Linked DNA regions of Homo sapiens: region 2 is linked to region 1. Evidence: chromatin loops called from intact Hi-C (ENCODE). Cell type or tissue: CD14-positive monocyte. All regions are shown on one strand. Each heading gives the region's core, and the rest is flanking DNA. Links, peaks and the distances in the headings are about the cores only.

Region 1 (8,864 bases), core at 552-8,551:
CGGTCCTTGCAGAAAGAATTAGTATTACCACTACCCTAAAGATGGTAAACAGAAGTTCCCGTAGATTAAGTGTGGGAGGCAGGAGCTGAACCGAGGTTGTTCTCTCCGCAGAGACCATGTATGTGAGGCACGTTGGGCTCCTGTAACAACCATAAAGAAAAAACATGGTCATGCTCAGTGCCTGATCCAGGGAGGAGCTAGAACAATGGAAATCATTACAATTATGGGTTAAGATTGCTCACAGATGTACCAGTGGGCCAGGCAGGCAGCTCGTAATGTTCTTGTTGAAACCTGTGCGAGGAATAAGTGCCTGTCCTCCTAGGAAAAGGCTCACGGTTCTTCGACCACAGTAAAAAATTAACCAGAATCATTTAAATCCATTCCAGTTGATCAACAGCTTTCTGCCAATACACAAAATCCAGTCAATCAGTGATAGCCCCACTCTCCTGAAAGCCAGCCAATCAGGGACAGCCCCACCCTTCTGAAAGCCAGCCAATCAATGACTCCTCACCATTCTGAAAGCCAGCCAATCAGTGACAGCCCTGCCCCTCTGAAAGCCAGCCAATCAATGACATCCCTGCCCTTCTGAAAGCCAGCCTATCTGTCACAGCCCTGCCTTTCTGAAAGTCAGCCAGTGTCAGCCCCGGCCTTCAAAAAGCCAGCCAATCCGTTACAGTCTCACACTTCTGAAAGCTGCCAATCAGTGACAGCCCTGCCCTTCTAAAAGCCAGCCAATCAGTGACAGGCCTGCCTTTCTAAAAGCCAGCCAATCAATGACAGCCCTGCTCCTCTGAAAGCCAGCCAATGAATGACAGCCCTGCCCCTCTGAAAGCCAGCCAATCAGTGACTGCCCCACCCTTCTGAAAGACACCTCATCAAAATAGCCTCACTTTGGTACCTGGGATGCCACCGCTGAAGGTGGACCAGGTGTACCCTCTCTAAGACTGGCTCTTCCCTGGGGTGGAGGACCCCTGTCTCTCTGGCTTAGCAAACCGTCATTAGGGCTTCTGCCTGGGCAGAGCTGTTTCATGCCGAGGACTCACTCCAAGAAGCTCCTGCCTGGGGCAGGAAGCAGTTACTTGGCGGTGGCAGGTGTCCCTGTGTGTGATGGGACTGACCTCAGTGTGGGGTCTCTGAGCTGTGGCCCAAAGGAGGAGAGTCCACAGGGCCAGAGTACCGAGAGGCGAACTCCTGTCCGTGGGAACGCCTATCGTGGGCTCCCCTTCATGAATGTACAAGGCGAACAGTGTGTCCGGCCCTGCCCCTGCGTCCTGATGGCCAAGGTCAGGGCTCTTTCCCCGTCGGCATGGCCTCTCCCAGGCAGCGGTGAAATCACCCAGTGGAGGGTGGTGGGTCTCCTTCTGAACACCCTGCTTTGTGAGGACACCCATCAGGTCAGGTCTACTAACTTCAAGTCTGGGCAAAGGACAAAGCACAGGTGGTCAGGAGGACCCCATAAGAGCCAATACCAATCCAAACTGCCCTGAACGCACACCTGCTCTGCCTTGACAGTTTGTAGACAGCCTCCCCACACCCTCCGTTTCCACACAATTACTTTCTGCACATCAGTGCCCCTGAGAGGGTGGTCCAGTGACCGAGCGGGCACAGTGGCTGCAGGGAGAAGTGGCGGGGCCCAAGCCTTCACTGTCATTGTCGTGTAGCTCCCGTGGGGTGTTTGTGGTGGGAAACACAGTAAGAGACTCGAGTCTTGCTGAGAGTGAGGTCTTAGAAGTGTCCGACCTCTCCTGTGGCATCCCAGCAGAATTCCTACGGAGGTGCTGTACTTAAGGTCTTGAGTGGCCCCTGGACCGGCCTCCACACAAAAGATCTTGACATGGTCCGTCATATTCCCATTGCTTTTATCTTGACGACAGGCCCATGACATCTGTGCCACTAACCTGGAGCCTTCCCCTGTCTTCAGCTGCCTCCTCCCAGCACTCTTCCAGGGGATACCACCACCTGCCCTCCTACATCCCAAATCTGCAGTGAGGGTCCAACCAGGCAGTGAATTCCGAGTCTTCTGCAGCCAGCCCAGGGCAGGCTCAGCTCCTCTGACTTGGCCACATCCAACTTTCCCAGATCATAGTTCCACATGTGACGTAAATGTAAACAATTGGAGGACTTCGGGGAGCTGGCTCTGCTCGGGGCTCCCCTGAGTTGTGGTCCACAGAGACAGGGCAGCAGGTCACTTGGCTACTGATGATTGGTCCACACAAATGCAAATTTAAAGGGCAGCCTTCATTATTTCACTAAATGGTAATGATCAATGCGTTGATGGTGATGTTCAGTTCCGCGTGTGTTTGTGGAATATTTGCCATGCATGAGGCCTGCACTGGGTTCCGAGGACAATCTGGGCCGGACTGCAAAGGGAGGTGGGGCCACACCAGTTCGAGGACAATCTGGGCCAGACTGCAAAGGGAGGTGGGGCCACACCGGGTTCCGAGGACGATCTGGGCCGGACTGCAAAGGGAGGTGGAGCCACACCGGGTTATGAGGACAATCTGGGCCGGACTGCAACGGGAGGTGGAGCCACACCAGGTTATGAGGACAATCTGGGCCGGACTGCAAAGGGAGGTGGGGCCAGGTTCAAGGAAAATGAACGCCGAGTGGGACCGTGTCTTGCTCATGTTCAGGCTGGAAGATGTTTGTGCCTGTCAGGAAGGGAAACCTGAACTACACGGAGGGGGATGACACGGGGGCTCTGAGGGTTGAACCCCGGTGGCTGGACCACAGGAGAGCTTTAGGGAAAGTCAAGAAAGCAGAGGCAGGCCCTGCTCACCGCACAGCAGTGGTGTGGGCACGACGGCCCAGGGGCCATCTGCTCTGGCCTGTTTGCATGGGAATGCATGAGGACATAAACAGCCCGATTCCATGGGAACAACACAGGTGGAGGAGGTCGACATGGGGCCGTCCCCTTGTCCCCTTACATCTCCAGCTGGGTGAGCTGCTGGCCTGGCCGGCAGGGCAGTGGCTCCCGGCCTCTGACGTCCCCCGGCCATGGCTGAGGCTTCCCAGTTCTTGGGTTTACGTGGAAGGATCCTGAGTCTTTAGTTGCGTAGAGGACTTGGAGCTTAGAAGAATGGCAACTGGTGTGGTGCTTCGTTGGTCTTGGTTTCCACAGCTCTGATGTAATTCTTTGGAATTGGGTGGGAGTCAGCACAAATCCAATGGGGACGAGTGGTGGTTTGGCCCAGAGCCACCTGGCTCCACCGGCACTGCTCTCGGGCAGATTCAACAGCAAAGCGTCCGGGAGAAAGCCTGGCTTTTCATTATTCTGGTGACCCTGACTGAGTTTCCTTCCTTGGGTGAAGGTGAGGGGGTCTCAGCTTTCCCATCGGTGGCCCAAGGATGCTGGGGTTGGGAGCATGGGAGTTCTGTTCCAGCTGTGAAATGCTCCTTCTCCGCGTCTAAGGCCAAATGAGGCTCTGGGATAGCAGGAACCAACTCAGAGTGCACTGCAGGTTTAGAGCCAAGATCTGGATGAAGAAGAGTGGCTTGGACCCTCATTTCTTGGAAGGCACGAGGCAGCGGAGGCCAGCATCTCTCCAAGTGTTTGGGGTGGGGTGTTCTGAGCCTGGAGCCTCTTCCCAGCTTGGGTGGGTGGCAGAGAGTAGGATGAGAGGAAGGACCAGGGTGCTGTGCCGGTCCCCAAGGTTCTGTGGGCTAGGGACCTCTTGCTTCTCCCTTCTCTCCTTCTAGGGTTTCAGTCTTTGATCAGCCCACAGTGGGTTTCGGACTGCAAGCTGCCTGTGATGAGTTGCTGGCTACAGCCACGTGGAGCTGCGGGAGAAGGACCAAGGCTGAACAGCAGCCAGCACATTGGCCTTTTCAGCTTGATCTTAATTTGTCAGAAAATGCTCCCTTCTCACCCTCAGCATTTCATGAGATGCTGAAAACCTGATGCCCTAATGTAGTGGATTGCAATTATTCTAAATTAGGCAGAAAAGCACATTTCAGAGAGTTTCTCCCCATCTGTCTAACTTGAAGTTTCTGCTGTTTGTAATGAGTCATTTCTTCAGCACAGACTCCTGGACCGAGAGGAATTTTCTTATTTCATCTTTGCTTTTCCATTGTGTAGAAGCTTGAAGCCTCCCGCTCCTCTCCCAGGGCCAGAGCTTTGGCTCTGAGGACGGACTGAGCGTCCTCAAAGCCACAGGCTCATAAACAAGACCGAGGACGAGGAAGTCCTGAGATGGGCAGTCAGGGCAACAGAGGGCAGGAGGAGGTGGCTGATGTTGAGGCAGACGCAGGAGGTGCTGGCATCTCTGCTCCCAGTTCCCACCCTCGTGTCACACACCAGCTTTTACTAGTGACCACAGAGCCATGCTTCATGCTCTGCTTACAAGTGACAGAACTTGTTGCACCCAAAGGGAAACTTGGCAAGGTCCCTGCTGTCCTCTCTTCATCCTGGGGAGGCGTGGACTGAGGCACCTGCTCCGGTCACTCTGCTGGACGTGGTGGGCATGAGGCATGGCCTCAGGGACCCTTGGACTCCATTGCCTCCCCTGTCGGTGGGGGCTACTTTCAGGCTGTGGCTCAGGAGGTGGTTTAGGGTTAACTCTGCTCATGGACCTGGGATCGGGGAGGCACAGGGGGCCCAGCTCTGTGGGCATTTGCTGATAGTGTCTCAAAATGCTCTGTAAGGTCCACTAAGATTTGTCTTGAAGCCACGTTAAAGCATTTTTAAGGTGGAATTCACATAACATAAAGCGAACCCTTTTGCAGTGTCAATTTCAACAGCATTTAGTACATCCTCGGTGTTGTGCAACCACCATCTCTGTCAAGCTCCGAAACAGTTTCATCACCCCCAGAGAAAACCCCGTCCCCATTAAGCTGACTGGAAGCCACTTTTGACTTCCCTCTTGAACCTTCAGGCACAGAAAATGAAGAAATTCCCCTCAGTGGTGGTCAAGGGTGAGGGTGGGTCAGGGAGGGCTCTCAGGGGGCTTCCGAGCCTGGAGCCTCTTCCCAGCTTGGAGAAGTGCCCCGGGCGGCTCACAGCACCACTGACTACCTGGTTTGACACAGAGACTGCACGGGACAATGCTACAAGCGTGACTTGGAGTGTTCGTAGATTCTCCCTTCCTCTATTCAGCTGGTGGCTACGTGACCTTGAGCAAGTTACCTAACTTCGTGAAGAAGGAACTTCTAAGAATACTTCCCTGCAGGCTGAGGTGGGGCCCACATGGGCATCGCGGGTGAGAAGAACCTGCAGGCTCTCGGGAAATTGCCTTCTCCATCCTCCTTGAATGGCTCTGACTCCGGTTTGGAGGCGGGCAAGGAAGGCAGATAAAGAGGGAGTTCTGGGTTGGATTCTCTTTCTGTTTGGTGCCCTCCGGTGAGCTAAGGACAAGGAGACAGGATGGGACCAATGTTCTCCTGGACGTGGGACTGAGGCTGCTCCTCCAGTGTGGGGAGTGGGAGATTGGTGTTGTAACAGGGGGAGGGGCAAGGGAGGGAGAGGGGTAGGAGGGACAGCTGGAGAGAGAGAGGGCCTCAGGTCCTGGTGACACCAGACCCCATTGGAATGGCTGCTGCAACCTTCTTGGTCCGGGGTGGACTGGTCTGTGTCCCTGTTTATATGTCGTGCAAGCCTAGCCCTGCTCCACCCTCTGTGGGGAGGGCCCTTTGTGGCCACTGGGCCGATGGCTGCAGAGCCCCCCAGCTGCAGCCCTGCCCAGCTCCTTCTGCTCCAGCACTTCCACAGTGCGGCCACTGTAGGGTGCAGCCATTGAATGAATGAGTGCGGGCAAATCCGCATCGACAGCTTGCTGATTTGAACCGAAATCTGGGCTACAGGTGAGAGAGGCAAGAATCCAAGGAAAGGATGGAGACCAAGAGGCTTAGTGAGGTGGCCAGTGGGGGCGTCTGAGTTGGATGGAAGCCGCGTGACTGACCCAGTTCCTGAGGCTGCGGGGCAGGCTGGGCTCATGGGGAAGGATCTCATTGCTCATTCATGCCTTCAGGACCCTCTCCTGTGGCCTGAGCCTTCAGCAGCTCTGCCGTCTGCCAGATGCCAGACCCTGGTGTGTACCTTATCATGTCCTCAGGCCTCCGCGGTGCCCGTCTCTCCATCTCGTGGCCCAGGCCTCCGTGGTGCCCATCTCTCCAGCTCATGGCCCAGGCCTCCACAGTGCCTGTCTCTCCAGCCCATGGCCTAGGCCTCCACAGTGTCTGTCTCTCCATCTCGTGGCTCAGGCCTCTGTGGTGCCCATCTCTCCAGCTCATGGCCCAGGCCTCCGCTGTGCCTGTCTCTCCATCTCGTGGCTCAGGCCTCCACTGTGCCTATCTCTCCAGCCCATGGCCTAGGCCTCTGCAGTGCCTGTCTCTCCAGCTTGTGGCCCTGGATGCTGGTGGTGCACACCTGGCAGCGTGCCCGGCCCATGGGGAGCTCAGCAAACCCTTGCCAACAGGCGGTGGGTTCCCAAGGGATCCAGCGATCGGATGAGTAAATGAGAGCCTGCAGAAGCACTGCCACCCTTGCCTTTTCTTTTTGGGTCATCGAGGTGGCAGCCCATGTGTTGATTCTGCAAGCGTAGACACAGCTCTTGAATAATCACATGGAATCGCTTTACCCAGAGAGGCCCAGACACCTGTGGGAGGCCAATCCAGCTTCCCGCCAGAGGCCACTCAGAGGTGCTCATGTGCCCTCGGTTTGGGTGCCTTCCAGCATCCAGCCCACAGGAAGGGGAATTCTAAGTGCCTGCCGGTCACCCTGGTCTGCACTTACTGGCATCGCTCTGATTTGTTGCATGGGGTGGGGAGGAGCCAAAGACAGCATTGGAACAGGGGACGGACCAAGCCTCCACCCTGGTGGCCTTTCTCCTGTGTGGGAGGCAGGCTCCCTCTCCGTTTTCCTCCTTCCCGGAAGCTCTCGAGGGCAGGACTCATCTGCTCAGCTCACGGCGGCAGCTCTGATGCTGGAACAAGGCCTGGGTAGATGGATGGATGTTTTCCCAGTGGGGGTCTCTGAAGCCTACCTTATTCCATCAAGAGCAGGACCAGCCTAGATGGGCTATGTTGGCTGCAGGATGCACAGAGGACAGAGACTGCCCCAAAGGGAGAGGGAAGGCAGAGCCAGGACCAGCCTAGATGGGCTATGTTGGCTGCGGGATGCACGGAGGGCAGAGGCCGCCCCAAAGGGAGAGGGACCAGCCTAGATGAGCTCACCCGTGGTGGGAGGGTGGCGTCTGATGGGGGTGGGTGGAAATGGCTCATCTTGGCATCCATGCAGCAAACCCCACAGCCCAGGAACCCCAGAGGGGAAGGGACAGGTGTCCAGTGTCCACCGGGATGGCAGGAGTGGAGCTGGGGTGCCGGGCAGGGAGGTCCACAGAACTCCATGTGGGGCTTCATCCTCAGTCCCTGGGCCCCTTTGGTGCCCACCCCTGCTGGCCCCCTGACTGCACGCAGCTCATTGAGGAAGGCAGGGTGGCAGACTCGTGGCGTGTGGTGCTAGAACAGGCCCCAGATACCCACAGAACACGCCTCAGAGAGGCTGCAGACCTGCCCACAGCCACACCGCCAGACAGCTGGCCCTCCACTCTAATCTTCTGACCCCACTATGCCCTCCTGCCCACACGGGCCTATGTCTTGGGTTTCTTTGATAGAGAAGAAAATTCTCCTAGGATACAAGAGCCTCAACATTTTAAAGATTTTCTGCATCTCAAAAGCGTAGGCTCCTTGCTGGGCAAGGTGAGCCTCTGTGAGTCCTCATAGGACCGAGCAAATCTGATTCACCCCAGAAAATCCAATATCGAAGCTGAGCTTTGGCCTGAGCGGGTTCCATTTCCTCCCCAGATCCTATTTAGGAAGTGTCTCCTGACAACCTCCAAAAGGTGCTAACATGCAACGTTCTGAAGGGTTATTGCTCAAAAACAAGATTTTCCTTGTGGTCAAGACTCTGCGAGCCTCGAACACGATGAATCCGCTCGAATGGGCTTGGGCTTTGCCCGGGTGGCGCACGCTCACACGCTGGAAGCACAGCTTTGACGATCTCCACACACGCACAGGCACACACGCCACAGATGATGCCGGCTCATTCTCAGGGGGTGTCTAAGTTCTGCTTTAAATATTTACCCCCTAATTGTACAAACAATAGGGGCATGAGCCTGGTACTCGATAAATGGGGACTTCCTTAAAAGGACGCCTGCTATCTTTGACATTTTACAACAAAGCTTTTACTGTTGAAGAGCGATTGCATATAGAAAAGCCTCTTCCTGGCGGTCACAGCAAGGTGAACTTTTGGGACACAGCCACAGACAGGGAGAAGGCCTCTGAGAAATCCAGACAGCGGTCCCAGAACTCGAGCATTCGGCCAGAAAAACGGCCACTCAGGGCAGTGCTGACCTGTGCTGCAAGGAAAGGTAAATTTTCCGCCTTCACAGATCTGTTTTCCTGTCTGTTATTTCTCCCTGGGAACCGCCAATTCTGTTCTTGTTTCTCAAGACGGCCTTAGTGGAAGCAGCACGAGGTCATGGCCTCTGCATTAACAGAGGCCACCTGCACAGAAGACGCCACGGTGGCAGGACCTTGGTGTCCTTAGAGCCCTAGACACCAGGCCAGAGCCTTCCGGGGGCCCCAGGCCGGTGGGGTGCCACTGAGTGTTTAGCAACCAGCTCTCCAGAAGAAAAAGGGCCTGGTTTTTACCTTGTGCCAATTTCTGTAGTGTAAACACTCCCACCACGGCAGGTTTCAAGCCACCCACGTGAGCTCACTTGGCGTGGAGTTGGAAAGAGACACCCGTGATCCATTCCTGCAGGCGGTGGGAGCTGGCACCGGCATGCCACAGCAGGCTGTGGGTTTGGAAACTCGAGGACTGTGTGCTCCTTTTGAAAAGAAGTCCTTACTTCTCCCAGGTGAGG
Region 2 (8,864 bases), core at 460-8,459, 110 kb after region 1:
TGGGGGAGGGACACTGGATGTCCTAAAGCCATGACACATGATGACGCTGTGTCTCAGGGTCTTTGGGGGCAGAGACTAGAGCTCAGGACAAGCTTCGTCACACAGGTCCCCTCCTTCCCTGGCCCTGTCAGTGTCTCTGAATCCCAAGCACCGCGACTCTTCCGAGTTGCTTCCTGAGAGGCCGTGTGCTGTTCTGCCATTGGCTTTCAGTTGTCAGTCATCTTTCAGCTGATGTTATAAAGGTGTTCACACCCTTGAACAGGAGCCTTTTGTGGTGTGTGGCTGGGGAGGGTGTGGTCCCTCAATGAGGCGTTTTGCATAACGGAGCTTCCTTAGACAACTCCACAGCAGAGCTGGTTCCCAGACTCAGCCCTTCCTCACTGCTCCTTCATTCTGAGGTGTTCAGGCAACACCCGCCGTGTCCCAGCCCTACCCAGGCCCCGGCATGCAGCAGCAAACCACCCACAAAATCACATTCCAGTCTGCGTGGAAGCGACGCTGGGCAGTAAGCAAAGAGCAGAGAGGCCCAGTGCAGGCTGCAGAGCATCCCGAAGGAAAGGGCAGCAGCCTGTGTTCCAGCACCCTCCCTGGGACGAGGCCTTCCTGTTAGACGCAGCGGTGAGGGGCTCCCTCAGCCTGTGGTCCAGCACCCTCCCTGGGACAAGGTCTTCCTGTTAGACACAGTGGCGAGGGGCTCCCTCAGCCTGTGGTCCAGCACCCTCCCTGGGACGAGGCCTTCCTGTTAGATGCAGCAGTGAGGGGCTCCCTCAGCCTCTGTTCCAGCACCCTCCCTGGGACAAGGTCTTCCTGTTAGATGCAGCAGTGAGGGGCTCCCTCCAGAGGGGACCTGTGAGCCCAGAGCAGAATGAAGCCGCAGCGTGAGCCCACGGAGGCCTGGGGGCAGGGGCAGAGGCCCCGTGGCAGGCGCATGCTTGGCTGTGGAGTCTGAGGACAGGCGTTGTGGCTGCCGAGGAGGGAAAGTAGGGAGGAGTCAGGGCCACACTGCAGGGCCTGGGAGATCTGAGAGGCGGCTGGGGATGGTATTCCAAGCAAGAAGGCGACAGCCACCGAGGGCTCTGAGTGGAGCATGGCTTGACCCGACCCATACCCCACGAGAGCTTTACGGCCACCATTCGGGGAATGGGCGGCTCCAGCCACCAGCACAGGGGCCTTTCCCCGGAGCTCCCACACCTCACCGTGCACCTGGGGCAGGGAGCCTGCTTTCATAACATACAGTCAATCACTAGAGAAATCAAATAAAAAAGCAGATCAGCCCCAATTGTTTTTATTATTAGATTCGACAGGTATAAAACCACATCTTCATGAATATTAAACCAAGACAATACAGAGAAAAAGAAATAAATTATGTTGTTTCTATAATAAATTATTGAAAGTGTGCAGGTCTGTGATAAATATAGAGTCACTCTTGTCACTCTCTGTCACTGAACAGGAAGTTAAAAGCGAATTCAGCATTTCTCCTTGTTAAAAGGTGTGGCCAGCAGCCTCTGAGATCGTGTAAGGGTCCCCACCTCCTGGCATTCACGTTCTTGGGCAATCCCTCTCTCCAAGTGTTGCCTGGACTACTTGCTTGTAAGGACTAGAATATGACAAATGCGATGGAATGCCACTTCTGTAACTAGGTTATGGGAGGATTCTGGCTCTGGTCTTGCTGCTACCTCTGATGGGAACCATCTACCATGCTGTGAGCTGCCCTCCGGACAGGCCCATGTGGCAAAGATCTGAGTGAAGCCTCCAGCTGTGGAGTCCATCCTCAGGCTCCACAGCCAAGCATGTGCCTGCCACGGGGCCTTTGCACCTGCCCCACAGGCCTCCATGCGCTCACTCTGCTGCTTCATTCTGCTCTAGGCTCCAGGTCGCCTCTGGAAGGAGCCCCTCACTGCTGCCTTCTAACCAGAAGACACTGTTCCAGGGAGGGGTCCTCAGAGCACAGACCACTTCCCTCTCCTTCAGGACATTCTGCAGCCTGGGGGAAGCCCAGGGAGAAACCGGGGTCCTTGGTCCAACAGCCCAAGGAACTGAATCCTCTGACCACCACATGAGTGAGCTTGGAGCAGCTCCTCCTTCACTTGAGCCTTCAGATGAGACACAACCATGGCCAGCGCTTGCCTGTAGCCTTGGGAGAGGCCCCAAACTTAGCTGCATCCAGATTCCTGACCTGGGAAACTGCACAAGAAGAAATGTTTGTTGTTTTAAGCTACTAATTTCTGGGGGGTAATTTGTTACACAGCCACAGATAACTAATACAAACATCTATGAACAAACCTATGTATGCCAACATTAATGGCTTTGAATACAGCAAATGAGCTCAGGTTTTAAGAATTGTATATTTACTTAGTCTATGCTGGTGATGATATACTGCTCATAGGGAATGATGTATATTAAACTGTTTAAGTGTCTTGTTTTAATAACATAAACAGAAATGAGCCTCAAAAATGCATGTTGATGGAAATAACAGAAGAGATTTTAAAGCACTTTCAGCATATATGGAATATTCATCTTAAACTTTTATCCAAAATAAAGAAAATAATGTATTTTCAAAATCCATACTGAATCCTTCATCATTAGCTAGTTTCACAATTTATTCTGTAGATTTTTAGTTACATTTGAAACATCTTTCCATGAAGGAAATGGACTCTGGGTCCATGAATTTCTTATGCATCGACCTCTTCTGGTAGAAAGCAAAATTCAGAAAGTTCTATCAAACTTCTCAGTCATTGGATGATAACTTTTTTTCGTGGATGTGAAATATCATGATCACGTCGTACTTCATTGACGGTTGTTGTTAAGTAGTAGAAATTATGTCACAATAATTGAAGAAACTTTATTCTTCCAAGCTTTTAACTTTTGCATTTGCCTTCAACTCTTAGTTGCCAAATGTGTTGTATTTCTTCTTTGCTGGAAAAAATATTTAAAATCCCAAAGGTGTCATACAAATAAGCAAGTTTGGCTGTACAAATATTTAAATCATTGGCACTTAATTGGTTTCTTATCTTTCAGAAGTATTAAGAGATCAATCTATATGTCAGACAATCTAGACAAAGATCTTCTCATTACCATTGCACTTCAGCTTGTAATAACAGTTGTTCTTAATCAACCTTCTATCGTTACAAAGAGATAAAGTTCAACATTAACACACAGCCTTAAAATAATACATATTGTAATATAAGTATACCATGCCCAACTACTGCAAAACACATAATTTTTACTTTGCTCCTAAGCATAATCTAGTTCAGTGGGGTTTTTTTTTTTTTCCTAAAGCAAGACTTTCTTGATGAAGGAAGCAGTGTGCTGATTTAGATCCCAGCGTTAGCTCCTTAAATTAAGCTCCTACTCCAAGCCATATTTGTTGACAATTCAATCCTTCATAGTTTTATACAGTTTAAAGCTAGTTGTATTTGTTGGCAATGAAGCTGAAAAAAATTTCTTCCTTCATATCAAGTTCAAATCACATACAGGCTCAAAGAATTGCCATGCTAGCAATATTTGTGTTATCGTCGAATTTTAATGAGAAATATTTTGCTAGCTTTACTTGCTCTGTGGATTGGTCTTCTATACCACCAGCCAGTTCATGCATATATTGATCTTTGGCATCGTTGGGAAGTGGTACTTGAGCCGCCTTCCTTGTCATGGATTCTGTCCACGTTTTCCTGAAAACATCTCTGATGCCATCTTTCCTTAGTGCGTCGGTGATTTTATTTGGTTTTCGCGACTCAAAATGCTGCTTTGTAAGAAACTCAGAAAGCACTAAGGTCTATGTGTAAAATATTGAACATCTCTCAGCTTCTTATTCTTTCAAAGAACACGCTTTGTTTTTGCATTTTTCCATGCTTTGTATATAACCACCACTTAAGCTTTGATAGTTTCACTGGTTCTTTAGCTACTCCTACATTTCCACAAATAACAGAACGTGGTTTTAGCACTTCCCCGTCAATGATGGCTGCAACACTGAGCTCAATGCATGAAGGATCATAGCTCTGAGCAACCTGCCCCACTCGTGGCTTTCTTCTTTTGGCATCACTTTCATCACTGACATTTGGTTGGCCATTTCCGCTGCATTTCAAAAAGGAGTCTCCTTCCTTGACAAATGTCCAGTGAAACTGATTGCACAATCACGTAGTAGAGCTAAAAATAATGATACAAATTTTACTTCCCTAATTTAGCTAAGAATGTTAAAGTACACATTTAAAAAATAGTCTTAATTAAGACTTAAAACAATTATAAAAGCAACAAATGGTAACAATAAATACATATTTGCATTTTTTCAGATATTTACATATTTCTTAGGTACAGTTGACAAACTAACCTGAAGATATCACACATCCTTGAATAGACATTTCTCCAAAGAAGATACACAAATGGTCAATCAGCACATGAAAAGATGCGCAACGTCATTAATCATCAGAGAAATGTAAATCCAACATGCGGTGAGATACCACCTCATACCCATTAGGTCGGCTACTATCAAAAACCAGAAAGTAACCAGTGTTGGTGAGGATGTGGAGAAACTGGAACCCTTGGACAGTGAGAGTGGGAATGTAAAATGGTGCAGCTGCTGCGGACACCAATATGACAGGTCCTCAAGAAATCAAAAATAGAATTATCATGTGATCCAGAAAATTCACTTCTAGGTATATACACCAAAGAATTAAAAGCAGGAACTCGAAGAAATATGTGTACACCCATGTTCCTAGCAACATTATTTACAAGACTTAAAAAACAGAAGCAACCCATGTTCATCAACCCATGAATGGATACAAAAAAATGGGGTATTTACACACTAGGGAATATTATTCAGCCATAAACAGGAAGAACCTTGAGGACATCACGCTAAGTGAAATAAGCCAGAGGCAGAAAGACAAATACTGTATGATTCCACTGACATGAGGTACTTAGAGTAGTTAAATTCACAGAGACCGAAAGGAGAATGGTAGCTACCAGGGACTGGGGGGAGGGGAATGCAGAGTTAGCGTTTAATGGAATCAGAGGTGTAGTTTTGCAAGATTAGAAGTTCTGGAGATGGATGGCAGTGATGATTGCACAACAATTTCAATGTACTTAGTGAAACTGAACTGTGCACTTAAATTAGTTAAGATAGTACATTTTATGTTGTGTATTTTACAATAAAAACATTTTTTAAAAAGTCACATGTTGTAACGTGGTCATACTTCATGTGACAATGGCAAGCCTCCTGCGTGTGCCAGTCCACGGGCACTGTTGGGTGAGGGTCCTCTGAGCCTGGACTTGCATGCAACACAGGGACCACAGTGCTGTGCATTTCTGGGGCTTCCTCTCACTTTGTGTGCTTTTCTCATCCTTAGGACACACCTTGCAAGTCCTTGGTCTTGGGGTGTGGTTGGATGGCATTGAGGTTCCTGTGAGGGTCACACTCATCATGTCCATTTGAGTCCTCCAAAGAGCAGATACCAAGAAAAGAAGCAAAAGATGGACTGAGGGCCATACCTGTGAAGGACGAGCGAGGGGACTGGAGGCAGCATTGCAGCAACTGTGACAACAAGGGCAGCTGCTCAGGTGCAGAGGGACAAAAGGAGAGAGCCCCAGAGTGGGACTGGGGCCCAGGACGAGAGGCACGGGGCAGCGAGGGGTAGGCAGCTGAGTGCAAATGTGTGGTCAGGACATGGACATGAGGGCTGAGCCACGAGATGGGCCTTGGGGAGGAAGGACAGAGAGACAGAGGAGTGAGGACAGGGAGAAGGTTGCTGGTTCTCAGCCTGCTGGCTGCAGAGAGGCCTGGACGGGCCCGTCAGACCACCGTGTCGGGTGAGCTGGCTCAGGAGGAGGGTGAGGAAACTGCAGGGCTGGAGATTAATCAAGGAGGCTGTGGCTGTCCGTCAGAACAGCTTCTAGGGTCACGCTGCGGTGATCAACCCTGCGTCGGAGGAGCCTAGGAGGTCGAAGGAGAGACGTCCGACAGAGGCCGAGGCTGGCGTGAGGGAGTGCTGGTGTGCGTTCAAGTCTGCGCGTGTGTCCCTGCGTCCCTTCCTCCTCCCTCTCTCTGTCTCTCCTCCCTCCTCCCTCCCTTCCTTCCCCCCCTTTACACTCCCTTTCTCCATTCTTCCTCTGGTCTCTTCTCTTTCTTTCTCTTCCTTCCTCCCAGCCCCATGCTTTCTTTCCCCAACTTCAGCAGAGGGAGTTTTTCACATGATTGCTCCTGGCAATGAGCGACTATCTGTAACTATTCAGCTACTAAATAAAAACAACACAAGCTAATCTGTAAAGATTAACACCGGAGGGTAACAGGGAAAGCGTGGTTATTGATGAAAAAAACGTTTTTTTCAAGAAGTCACTTCCCTAATCTCTTCAAAGCTGACCTTAGAATTCTGATCAGTAAGATTTACACTTCCCATTTATTTTGAACACAATAAAATACATGCTACATAAACTGCCAGGCATTTGAGTATTTATTTCCTTATTAATATTTAATAAAAAATTTAAAACTGTTGAGAGGTGTAGACATGCCGATGCTGTCTTTGAGAGCGCTGAGAAATCAGGGAAGAAGTGTTAATTATACATGAGGGGAGATGCTAAATTGACAATGAAACTACGATGAAGCTTCACTGCCCTGAAGACAAAAATCAATGAGATAGAAAAGAACACTTGGACACAGAAAAGCTATAAAGGTCCCCAGGACCAGACCAGGCGGGGCTTCGGCTGCAGAGCCCACCAGCCACATGCGAGCTGGGGGAGCAGGGCCGGGAACCCACACAAGTGAAACAGTGTCGCGCCCGGTCACTGCCTGAGGGGCCCTCTCCACGGAGAAGGACGCACGCAGCGCCACGTGCGGCAGACAATGAGTCTGCTGGCCACGGTGCCCTGAGTGGGTGCCCCCCATCCTGTCTGGGTATTGTCAGGGCTGCTGCCACACGTGCTTTCTGCCACCTAAAGCCGGTCACTACCATTTTATTATTAGATTGGGGCAAAAGTAATGGTAGATTTTGCTGTTGAACATAATGGCAAAAATCACACTTACTTTTGCACCAACCTAGTCATGACTTTTGGGGCATTGCTGAGTCAGAAACTCTGGGTTGGTTGGTGATGATCACGGCCATTGTCCAGGGCTTATGGTGATCATGAGTCAAATGGGGGAGTGAGTGAGAGGAACAGGACATTGATCTCTGAGACAGCCTGGTTCCCCAGGGCAGGGCCCGTCTGTGCCGCCCCGGCCCCAGCCTTGTTCTCGGTGTCTAATGCATGCCAGCGTGAAGTGGGAGTCTCGCCAGAAGGCTGAGGGACAGGTGGATGAGGGACAGTCTGATCACTGTGAGCCAGGCGTGGGAAAAGCGAGGCTGGGAGAGGAATAGCTGACGCAGGCCCCAGGCAGTCACGGCACTCAGCTTCCTGGTGGCCTGGAGCTGTGGGGGCTGATCTGCATTGAGAACAATGGCAGCCTTCACAGGAACCATCCACCTCCCCTCTTCTTAGGCAGGAGGTCCCCAAGCTCCACTGGCACCTGAATCCAGATGATGATATCCTGATGCCAGGTGATGATATCTTCCTGCGGTCGTCCTGAGGGAGCCACATACAGGTGCAGGGCTGGGCAGGAGCACGACCCGGGAGGAGACTTTCCCTGGCAGAGAGGCGGGCCTGAGATTTCTTCTGATCAGTGATATCCAGTCCTCTGGCCGGCAGGCAGTGTGCCCTCTCTGCTTGGCATTTACCGCGGCCTCGCCTGCTGTCTTCTGTGCGTGCCGCGTCTTCTCACCCCATTCACACCTAGAACCACGGTGCAGCGGATGTGGACAAGCAGCTGGCAGACGGAGCTGTTGCCATCAATTCTCTTCTCTGTAATAACTGCTCGGCATGGTTCCTAGACACCACGCAAATCAATGGAACCTGGATTGAGATTTCTAATGAATAATGTAAGGGTTTAATAAATTTCCAGAGTGCAAACTGGGCTGGCACTAGTGGGTCTGATTGATTTCTCCTTGAGATGCATGTCTGCACCCAGCTTCCTCTGTGCTCCGCGAGGCGCGAGGGATTGGGGGCCATCAGGGGCAGAGGTGCAGGCTCCGCTGGGACTTTGAAGCTGGGGCAAGGAGTAGGGCTCACAGTGTGCGAGGTGTCGGTCGTGCTCAGGGCCCAGATGGCCAGAGCCTGGCACCCTAAAAAACCCAGCTAGAGAAAGGACGTTCTGAATAGGTTCCCCCATAGATAAAGGGGTAGGGGGATGTCACAGGAGCCCTTGAAGGGACTGGGCTTCTCCATGGGGAAAGAGAAGACCAGCGAGAGGAGGGTGAACTTTCTCCCTTCCATTTCATCGAGGCCTCCTGACAACCCGGCAAGGTTGGATTTTGGTCCTGTTTCACAGATAAGCCCCAAGCTTTAGAGACTTTAAATAACGGTGTCAAGGTGGAATAATGAGACTGTGAGCCGGGGTCCATCGGCCCTGAAGCCTCAGTTCCTTGCTCAGCACAGCCCCCAGAGAAGAATGACCTTGATGTGGAGGTGATGGGTGGACATGGCAGGAGACTGTCACTGACCAGGCTGCAGGTGTGGATGCAGGGAGGCAGGGAGGAGGGGCCGCTTAGGAGGGATGGGTGCTTCTGGGCAGGTGTGAGCAGGTAGGGTGGGCCCTTGCTAGTGATGTGCCAAGGAAGCTGGATTCTTTTGGATGTCAGCTGCAGTCTTGGAACTCTTGGACCCTGAGGGACTTCTGGCACTGAGACCCTCAGGCTCTGAGAAGGATTGCTGTTTCCTTGGTGAGCAGCTCCCACTCACCTGTTAGCAGGAGCAGTGCATCCCCACAAGGGCTCGTACAGTCACATTGAGGCGGGGTGTGCCTCCTTGGCCCCGACAGCCCCAGCTGCTGTGCCCGGCACCCCAGC

The links. A loop is a pair of places that touch in the nucleus more often than their neighbours do. Peaks named below come from ENCODE experiments on the same cell type or tissue, not always from the same donor. Only the 100,000 strongest peaks of a DNase experiment are listed, where the experiment ranks them.
Region 2: a loop joins it to region 1, with 6 times the contacts of the local background. A loop is called at or near these places in 2 of 110 quality-filtered maps.

The regions. Positions count from the first base shown.
Region 1 is chr2:239,496,297-239,505,160 of GRCh38, forward strand. It overlaps LOC124908011 (a long non-coding RNA gene), which reads right to left and starts at 415. Exons shown (of 2, transcript XR_007088272.1): 1 at 243-415; 2 at 1-140. RefSeq lists enhancers at 5,097-5,598, 5,599-6,098. In CD14-positive monocyte, for the core only: no CTCF peak of the experiment used is centred there; DNase peaks (open chromatin) are centred at 4,275, 4,815, 5,065 and 6,705; H3K4me3 peaks cover 2,657 bases; H3K27ac peaks cover 4,749 bases.
Region 2 is chr2:239,602,116-239,610,979 of GRCh38, forward strand. No RefSeq gene overlaps it. Among named protein-coding and RNA genes, the nearest start is that of LINC02991, 28 kb to the left of the region's middle. In CD14-positive monocyte, for the core only: no CTCF peak of the experiment used is centred there; DNase peaks (open chromatin) are centred at 4,066, 4,426 and 4,836; H3K4me3 peaks cover 2,853 bases; H3K27ac peaks cover 4,999 bases.